Linked DNA regions of Homo sapiens: all the other regions are linked to region 2. Evidence: chromatin contacts called from ENCODE Hi-C or POLR2A ChIA-PET data. All regions are on one chromosome and are shown on one strand. The core of a region is the stretch at or near the end of the contact, and the rest is flanking DNA. Distances in the headings are between cores, read along the strand shown.

What was found. Hi-C counts contacts between places; a loop is a spot of excess contacts on that map. ChIA-PET counts read pairs that join two places held with the same protein, here RNA polymerase II (POLR2A). Pooled maps may share reads with other maps.
Region 1: a pooled map shows a loop between it and region 2 (3-fold over the local background). The contact joins the promoter of WDFY4 here to the promoter of SGMS1-AS1 in region 2. A Hi-C loop is called at or near these places in 1 of 168 maps with a recorded cell type or tissue (B cell), 6 of 37 single-sample maps with no recorded cell type and 5 of 50 pooled maps. POLR2A ChIA-PET finds 5 or more read pairs at or near these places in 1 of 52 experiments (activated B cell).
Region 3: a loop to region 2 is called in a pooled map of gastrocnemius medialis, with 3 times the contacts of the local background. The contact joins the promoter of C10orf71-AS1 here to the promoter of SGMS1-AS1 in region 2. A Hi-C loop is called at or near these places in 1 of 168 maps with a recorded cell type or tissue (heart right ventricle) and 1 of 50 pooled maps.

The regions. Positions count from the first base shown.
Region 1 is chr10:48,683,446-48,686,145 of GRCh38, reverse strand. WDFY4 (WDFY family member 4) reads right to left here and starts at 1,273. Exons shown (of 62, transcript NM_001394531.1): 1 at 1,145-1,273. RefSeq lists enhancers at 483-1,023, 1,042-1,341, 2,272-2,351 and a silencer at 2,002-2,051.
Region 2 is chr10:50,623,603-50,626,302 of GRCh38, reverse strand. SGMS1-AS1 (SGMS1 antisense RNA 1) reads right to left here and starts at 1,352. Exons shown (of 4, transcript NR_126411.1): 1 at 1,112-1,352. SGMS1 (sphingomyelin synthase 1) reads left to right here and starts at 2,347. Exons shown (of 11, transcript NM_147156.4): 1 at 2,347-2,596. RefSeq lists silencers at 1,180-1,809, 1,934-2,091, 2,140-2,399, 2,660-2,700 and an enhancer at 1,950-2,478.
Region 3 is chr10:49,297,592-49,300,291 of GRCh38, reverse strand. It overlaps C10orf71-AS1 (C10orf71 antisense RNA 1), which reads left to right and starts at 1,399. Exons shown (of 2, transcript NR_108038.1): 1 at 1,399-1,602. It overlaps C10orf71 (chromosome 10 open reading frame 71), which reads right to left and starts at 1,122. Exons shown (of 3, transcript NM_001135196.2): 1 at 1,059-1,122.

The DNA.
Region 1 (2,700 bases), core at 24-2,523, 1.9 Mb after region 2:
GCCCATGTGCTCAGGATGGACAGACAGGAAGGGCCTCCCTGACCTGACCCTGTTCCCTACCTCTCTGGCCAGAACCCCAGGCATGCCCCTTACCCGGCTCTGCCACACCAACCTCCACGAGGTCTCCTCCTCCAGACCCTTATCAAGAACACTTCTCAGAAACCCACAGGACTCGGCCTCCCTCACAGGTCCCCTCTCAGAAGACTAGAGCCATCCCCACCCTCCCAAGACCCCCACCCTACCTGCTATTCTCCCACCTGCTGAGCACCGTAGACCCCTGTCCGCTTTGACCAGAGCCTGGCAGGGCGTGGTTTCTCAATACCTATTTGTTAAATAACTAAATGAATGACTATACATAAACTCATATTAAAATTAGTGTGCTCCATGGAAAGGGTAATGCATAGAGCCCTTAGTTATCAAACCAGCCCCCCCACACTTTAGATGAGTTGGGACAAAGGATCGGTTTAGTGTTCTAGAAGTTTCATTTCAGGGGAAAAGAAGAATCAGTCCTTACTGAGCAGGTGGCCCTGCTTAGGCAGAAAATGCAGGCGTTTCAATGGTTTGCTGTAATAATTCAGATGAGGGAAGTGAGCCCAGGGAGGCACCTACTTACCAGAACCCAGTGGAGTAATGACAGGGCCGGGATAGACCAGCTCCCTCTGAGGCCCGTTGGAAATGGCCCTCCAACTCTGCACTCCTCAGAGGCCTATGAGGGAGCTTGGAGGGCGAGCCTCACTGTCCTGTCGGCCTGCTCTCTCCGCCCCCTCGACAACCAGGAAAGCCCGTGTCAGCCCTTCCCAGGGTTCCCTTCATAGCAGGACCCCGAGAAAGGACTTGACCTACCGTCAGAGGTCGAGGAGTGCTGCTGGAGCCCAGCCTGACTCCCAAACTTCAGCAGTGACACACACTCAGGCAGACCCAGGCCCTGGAGTGGCCCTGACCACATGGGCCCCCCACGCCACACACACTTCCTGCTCCCCAGCTCACCTCCTCTCCCACATTCACAAACCCAAACCAGGCACTGGGTCACATGTGCCCCATAGTCAGCCTCCCAGGAGGCAGCCAGTAGGCCCCACGCTGACAGGCGGCGCCCATATGCCCACCTCTAGGCTGGCCTGGCTGGGCCAAGAGCAAGGTGGCCTACCTGGAGGGGTGGCCGTCAGCGCCTGTAGACATCAGAAGGCATGGGCCCCCTATCCCCAGCTGCAGCCCCTCAGGCTCGGGGGAAGAGGACCCGGCCCCACATCGTCAGTCCTCAGCGCCGTTTCACTCTGAATCACTGGAGCTGGGTCTCTGCTCATTTCCTGGAGAAAGCAGAAGTGGAGAGCCGGCAGATGCCTGACTCTGCCCACTCTCCAGCCGACCACGGAGCTGCTGGAGTTCTGGCGGGTGACTTGGGTTCTGCAGCAAGGCCCCTTGGGGCTGGCTGTGCAGCCTCCGTGGTCAAGCGGTGCTGGTTGGGGCCAAGGACAAAATGGAAAGTACAGCCCAGCCCTAGAAGAGTAGGTCTGGATTCTGTGTCCCCTCTTCACTAGCCGTGTGACCACTGGTGCACACCTCTCCTCTCTGGGCCTCTGGCAAAATGAGAACAATGATGGTGTTAGGTGAATCTAATCAGAGGTGTGTTTAAGTGCACCCCTGGACATGGCATGGGTTGGGCAGCCCTCACCCCACCAAGCTCAGAGTTGCCCACTTGGATTTCTTCCTCCCCCATCCTCAGATAGAACTTGAACCACCAATGAGGGGAGTCCTCCTGCGGCCAACACTGAGGCAAGGATGAGAGGACATCTAAAACCATAGAATGGAAGTCTCTGAAACTCAGACTCCAAATTCTCATTCCTCTGAGTATATAAACTAGGCTGAATTATCCATGTCACCTATCCATAACGTCATCTCCACAGTACAAACAAGCATGTCCATTCACACACAATCCTGCTTGTGCTCTGTAAAAGGAGAATTTTGCCAAAGAGCAAGGGCACTTGTTAGCGCTAATGCCTGATCCTTGATCCTCAGTGCAGCTCATCGCTTGTCTCTAGCTCACAAAACCAGTGGACCATGCATGACTGACTGAGAGGCAGCAACAACATCACTTGTTATGACATGGAGTAAAGCTCCAAGATTGGTTTAAAGAGGAAAATAACATTTGTCACAAAACCTCAACCTCCACCAGTGCAAACTTGTCAGTAGACAGCAGCCAAAATAGGAGATCTATCCAGCTGCACTCCAGTCTGGACAGCAAGAGCGAAGCTCCGTCTCAAAAAAAAAAAAAAGAAAAAAAAGAAAAGAAAAGAGAAATTGAAAGGATACATGCAGTGCCAGCCAAGGGAAAGAGAAAACCTTAGAGAATTTGCAGTGAAGTGTTTGTTGTATATGATGAAAACCCCTCGTCATTGTCACCAATGAAATCATAAATAAAATCTACAAGAAGATATTGCCTGAAATCAGAGGCCTATGGTAAGAGCGGATTAGACAGAGGAACTTCCACAGAGGCAGGAAGGGTGGCCAGCATGGGACAGGCCAGGACCCCATGCCTGTGAATGCCCAGAGGAAGCGCGGAGAGTCTGTCATAGTGGGATCTCGCAAAGTCTGCTGGAGGGCCCACCTGCACCCAGGTCTCCTACCTTCTACCCACCCCAGCACCTTGCCGGGTAGCCAGCAGCAGGCAGGTAAAGAGCACTAAATTCAGAGCTAGAAACTCAA
Region 2 (2,700 bases), core at 103-2,602:
CACATGGAAAAAAATTTAAAAGGATTTTATTATGAAACATTTCAAACATATAGAAAATTTGAAAAAAAAAATTATGCCAGTACCTTAGACACACGATTTACATTCAAGAAGTATTAATATTTTGAAAAATTTAGTTATCTTTCATGTGGGGGTGGGGTGCATTTTAAAGTACATCAAAGACCAGATGCTTACTTGGACCTTTGTTTCAGGAAGTCCAGAGCTTACAGCATATTCTGGATAGCACTGGAGAGAAACCAACACGGGAGAGAAAGCAGCCAGCAGTTTTCTGGCACTCCCTTAGTTTGAAAAAATTTACATCACAAGAAAGCAAGCCTTCCTTTCACCTTTTAGGTGCAAACTGATAAACATAACCAGTAGGGCTACTATACTTCACAGAGCCTTGCTCCCAGTAGATACTCAAAACATGCAGTTGAACTGAATTTCAGTTGTTATTTTAAAGCCGTGCTTGAAAAGCGTATGTGACAAATGTACTTTCCTAATCTTCCTGAGAAGAGCAGTACTGTGTCTTACGGGCGAAAAAACCAGAGGAGCCAGGAGTGGAGGGTGCAATAAAACGCCTGCATTGGGGCAGATTGCCTCATTTTGAATCCCTGACTCCTCACTGTGCTTTGGGGAAAACTATGGAAATTTTCACTGCCTAGCTTATTAAAATGGACTGCTTAGCTGAAATATAGAGGCGTCCATGACAACTACCCGGAGGGCTTTGTTAATCATATTGCAGGACTCCACCCGCAGTTTCTGGTTCTGTAGGTCTAGGTGGGGCCGAAAACGTGCATTTCTAACAAATTCTAGGGTGATAGTGACGCGGCAGGTCCCGAGACAACAGGAAACCCAAGGGACTCGAGGCAGGCGCTCAATAAATATTCACTATGAACCTCAGCACCATCGAAGCGGCCCACCAGCAGGGGCCGCGGGGTATGCGCTGCAGGGAAGAGCACGGCCTCTGTCCAATGTCCCTGCCGGTACATCACTCCTCTGCAGGGACTAGGTTAGAACCGGGAGGCAGCCAGAGCAGCGCTCTCGCTGGATAACGGAAGAGGACTCCCTCGCCAACTTCCGCCTCTGGGGAAAAGCGGGGACCCTCCGCCACCTGAGTTCTGTTGTCTCGATTTCGCCGCAGTTTGCTTCTGGCCCGGGCGAGAACCTGTCCTCTGGGCAAGCCAGGGGTCGGTACAGGACTCCTATACCCCAAGGCGAGGCGGAGGCAGGTGCCGAGCGGTGGCCAGAGTCCGGCGCCCAAAGCCCGATGGGAGGGCGTGGCGGGGGAGGACGGTCCCGCCAGCTCCCAGGTCGGTTCCGAGCGCCCGCGGCCCGATGGCCGGGCGGAAGATGGCTGCCCGGAGCGCCGCGGACAGTCACGTGGTACGCCGGGCCCGTAGCCGCGCCCCTTCCCCCGCTCGCCAAGTCCCCGACCCCGCGGGAGGCACGGCCTCGGGCTGCCTGTAGGCCACCGAGGTGCGGCGCGGGCCGGCCAGGGACGGCGGGCATCGGGGCGGGAAGGCCAGCTCTCCCCGCTGTCCATCCTAACTTGGGCGCTGGGGCTTCGCTCGGGGAGCAGAGGAAAACCTTCCTTCAGGCGACTTGCACCACGTGGGGCTACTGGGCATGCGCGGGCTCCGACCCCGGCCTAGCCGCTCTCCGGGTTTTCGCCGCAGCTCGGAGGGGCGGCGGAAGGTGGGCCCCAGGCGGGGCGGGGCGGCTCTGACGCAGTCGGAGTTTTCACCTCGCGCGGTTAGAGCTCTTGCGCCTCCGTCGCGCTCCCAGGCGTCGCCAGAGGCTTTTTTTTTCTGTTGTGGGAGAAAGATGAGAGTCTATGGTTAGAGGTTTGAAAATGGGCCGAATAGTCAGGTCGGCCGTTTCCTAGGAATGATCCATTGGGCATTAATCCCAAGTGTCGCAGCCCTTGGGCTTGGTGGGAAAAAGAATCCAGTAGTAGTTCGCAAACTCGTGCCTGGCTTCCAGCAGGCTGAGTTTGCGTTCCCTGCTTTGTGACCAGCTCTAGCGGCTCCCGTCTCCGGCCCTGCCCCAAGGGATTTACCGTCCCAGATTGTAAAATCTGGCTCCCGCTAGGCCTTACTTAGTGGGCCCCTAAAAACGCTGGGGAAAGCGCCCGCCTCCTCAGTTTCCCATTACTTGAAAGTAAAATTCAAGGGGCCCAAACTGCGACTGTCCCTTGGTTCGGGGTCCCGCTCGGTCCCGGGAGGAGCCCCCCGCGGACCCCGCCCGGCCGGCCCGCCCCCCCGGCCGCAGTGAACACCCGGAGGAGCGGAGTCGCGTCGCGCGGGAAGCCGGGCCGGCTCGGGCAGCGGACTGGGCATGCTCGGCAGCCCGGGAGGCTCGCGGTGGCAAGTCGAAAGCGTTCGCACCAGCGGGGCAGCGGCTGCGGGCGGCAGGCGGCGGGCAGGTCGGGAGTGAGAAGGACCGGCCTGGGCTGACTGCTCTCCCCTCGCGCCTAGGGAGCCGGTCGGAGAGCGCGATTGGGGTGCGGAGCCCCGACGCTGCCCTGCCCCGGATTTCATTCCGCGGCGGGGGCTCCGCGAGCGGAATTCCGGCGGCTGCCGTGACTCCAGTGCAAGTGAGTCGTGGGGCAGGGACAGACAGCCGGCCTCACGGTTGCGGGGGCCGATCGGACACCTGTCTCGCGGGCCCGGCCTTATGCCGGGGAGCAGCGGGCGGGCT
Region 3 (2,700 bases), core at 150-2,649, 1.3 Mb after region 2:
GCCAATACAACTTTATTTACAAAACCAGATGCTCAGACCACAGACCAGAGTTACCAGCCACTACTGCAAAGGGAACTCAAATGCTGGAAAACAGGACCTCATTTACTACACACATCTGTTTAATCTGCTTCCCAGGTTCCTATACTTAGGGAGCTACCTGAAAGGCCTACACAATGATTTTTCTTAAGGCTATCTAGCTTTCCACACACATTGACCACTGCCGTTCTCAATGTTCAATTCTTCTCCACCAGAAAATAAAAGAGGTAATTTTAGACTCAGTCAAGCATACCCTGTGGGAGTCTGGTGGGGGCCCTCCCAGGGTGTGTAAGAACAGGCAGCCTGTGGCGGGCTTTGTTTTGGGGACACACATGCTCGCAGAGCCCACAGGCCAGAACGTCTCAGTCACCAGTTTTTCTCTTTGTTACAGCTGGTGTGACCCTGCCTGGCCCAGCGCTGGGGGAGCTAAGAAAGCCAGCCTCCCTCAGCCCTGAATGCTGAAAACCTGGGACCATGGGGTCACCCATTTGACAGCGCAGTGGCCTGGGCACATCTGTGCACTCAGCCATGTGGGAGCAGAGATCCCTGACAGATGACACCTAAGGACAAAGTCACACATGTACACGGTTCCGGGTACGTGGTCCCCGAGGCCCATCCAGCACACCAAGAACCTTAGCCCCAACACCAATGGGCTCCCGGCACACACATACCACCCTGCACAGCACCCTGGCACCGAACTACTTCCCCAGCACAGCATCGGCCCAGCGGGAACATCCCTCCCGCCATGAACTTGAGCCTCCCTGCCCACGCTAAGGAGCCAGACAAGTGTCTGGGCTGTACCTTCCGCTCTCTGCGTGTCCAGCTGCTCAGGCCTCCTCGGGAATGGGAGAGAAACCCGGCTCTGCCCAGCAGCCAAGACTTCTTTCCTCTTTATCCAGGCTGCCCAAAGGTGATAGGAGAGTGGATTCAGGACCCAAGCCTCCTCTAGCTCACAAACCTACCCACCTGAGGAAGATCAGTGACCAGAAGCCGGCCAGACACGGGAAGTCCGCGAAGCTTACCTAAATAGAGACCCAGCCGGGGGAAACCAAATGGTGTTCTTGGTGGGGAAGAGGCAAACAGTCCGCACTGCAACACCCGCGTGGTGTCAAGTAACAGTCAGATTAAACAAACAGCCTCAGCTGCTATTTTTACTTCCAAATCAGCCACGAGTAACAGATCACTTGGGGAGTGAGAAATTGCTTGCCGCTTAGCCGGACCCTAACCACGATTCCAACTTCAATCCAGAATGATTGCTAAAGCTATTCCAGCACCTAGAGTCAAATAAAAATATCCCGAGGTGGGAAGGAAAACATTTGTTTAGGGAAACATTAAAAACAGGAGAGTGTGTGCCTTGGAGCCAGAGCCCAGAGCCCTGCTGATGTCCCGGGGCAGAAATAGCCCGTTTCATCATCGGCTCTGGACGACCGCCGCCCGCATTCCTCGAGTAAGGAGCCGTCCTCTGCTGTGCTTTTGGAGCAGAATAATCTGCAGCTAGGGGAAGGCCAGGCTGGGTCTCAGGGTGAGAGTTACAGAAGGATATGAAATAATCGGGGAAGAGGCAAGGTAAGTGTCCACTTGGTAAGCTTGGCTACAGCAAGCCCGGTTGTTTGCAAAGTCCAAGCACCAGTGGACAAGTCCCGTTCTGCCAGGCTCCCCTCTCCACCTCTGGGAAGGGCTGGCCTCCCTTCAACCCTGAGGTGGGCTCATGCCTGCCTTCCCAATGGCTGCTTTCTGTCTCAGGCTGGGGTCACCTGCTCCCCAAACTGCCCACAGATCCCCCAACTTTTTCCACTGGCTTTTCCTTGGCTTGTGCCATGCCAGCTCCCAGAGTGCCTTCCTTACTCTCCCAAGCTGGCCCTAGGATAGTCTGCTTGCTACCAGGATTTAATGCAAGAGTGGGTTTTTTTCCCCCTTTCTCTCCAAGGTTCTTTTTTATGCTTCCCTGACTGTGGCCTGAGAAAGCGGAGATGACTGGCCCCCGCTGGGTGTCCTGCTCTGTGCAGCGCTCAAAGCCTCTGCAAGTTTGCAGTGTGCTGTGTCTTTGGGTCTATTTGTAGACTGTCCCTTCTGCCCCTGTGGGCTCTTCAAGGGCAGCAACCTGTGTCCCAGCCCCAAGCTGGGGCCTGGCACCACCTCCAGCCTTGAACCGGCTGACAGCCAGGGCCACAGGGACCCAGGTCTATGTACTTTTGTCTAAACCAAGTCACAAAGAACAGCTCCTCCTTGCCCTGCAGACTAAGGTGTGAGATTCCAACCAGCAGGAGCATTCAGACCCGCCTCCTCCTGGGAGCCTCAAGACTTGCCTTTTGCCCTGAGAGCTTCAGAACCTCGCTGTGGGGATGATTACTTGCTGCTCCGCACTCAGAGATGCTTTGAGGGAGGCCCAAAGTGAACCCCTCAATTTTACCCACCCACCTCCCTACCTCCCCATTTGCCAAAACAAACGCATGCCAAAAGGTCAGACAAAAGCCATCAACTTGAGATGGGAGCCAACATTTAAAAAGTACACAGGATTTTGAGCCCTGGCTCCATTATTTCCTGGTCAGTTGACATGTCACATACTTACCCTTCCTGAGCCTCAGTTTACCCATCTCTAAAGTGGAGAGAATGCCTGTGCTCTGTGGGATTCAGGGTCAGGGGAGCTCATGTACATGAATATGC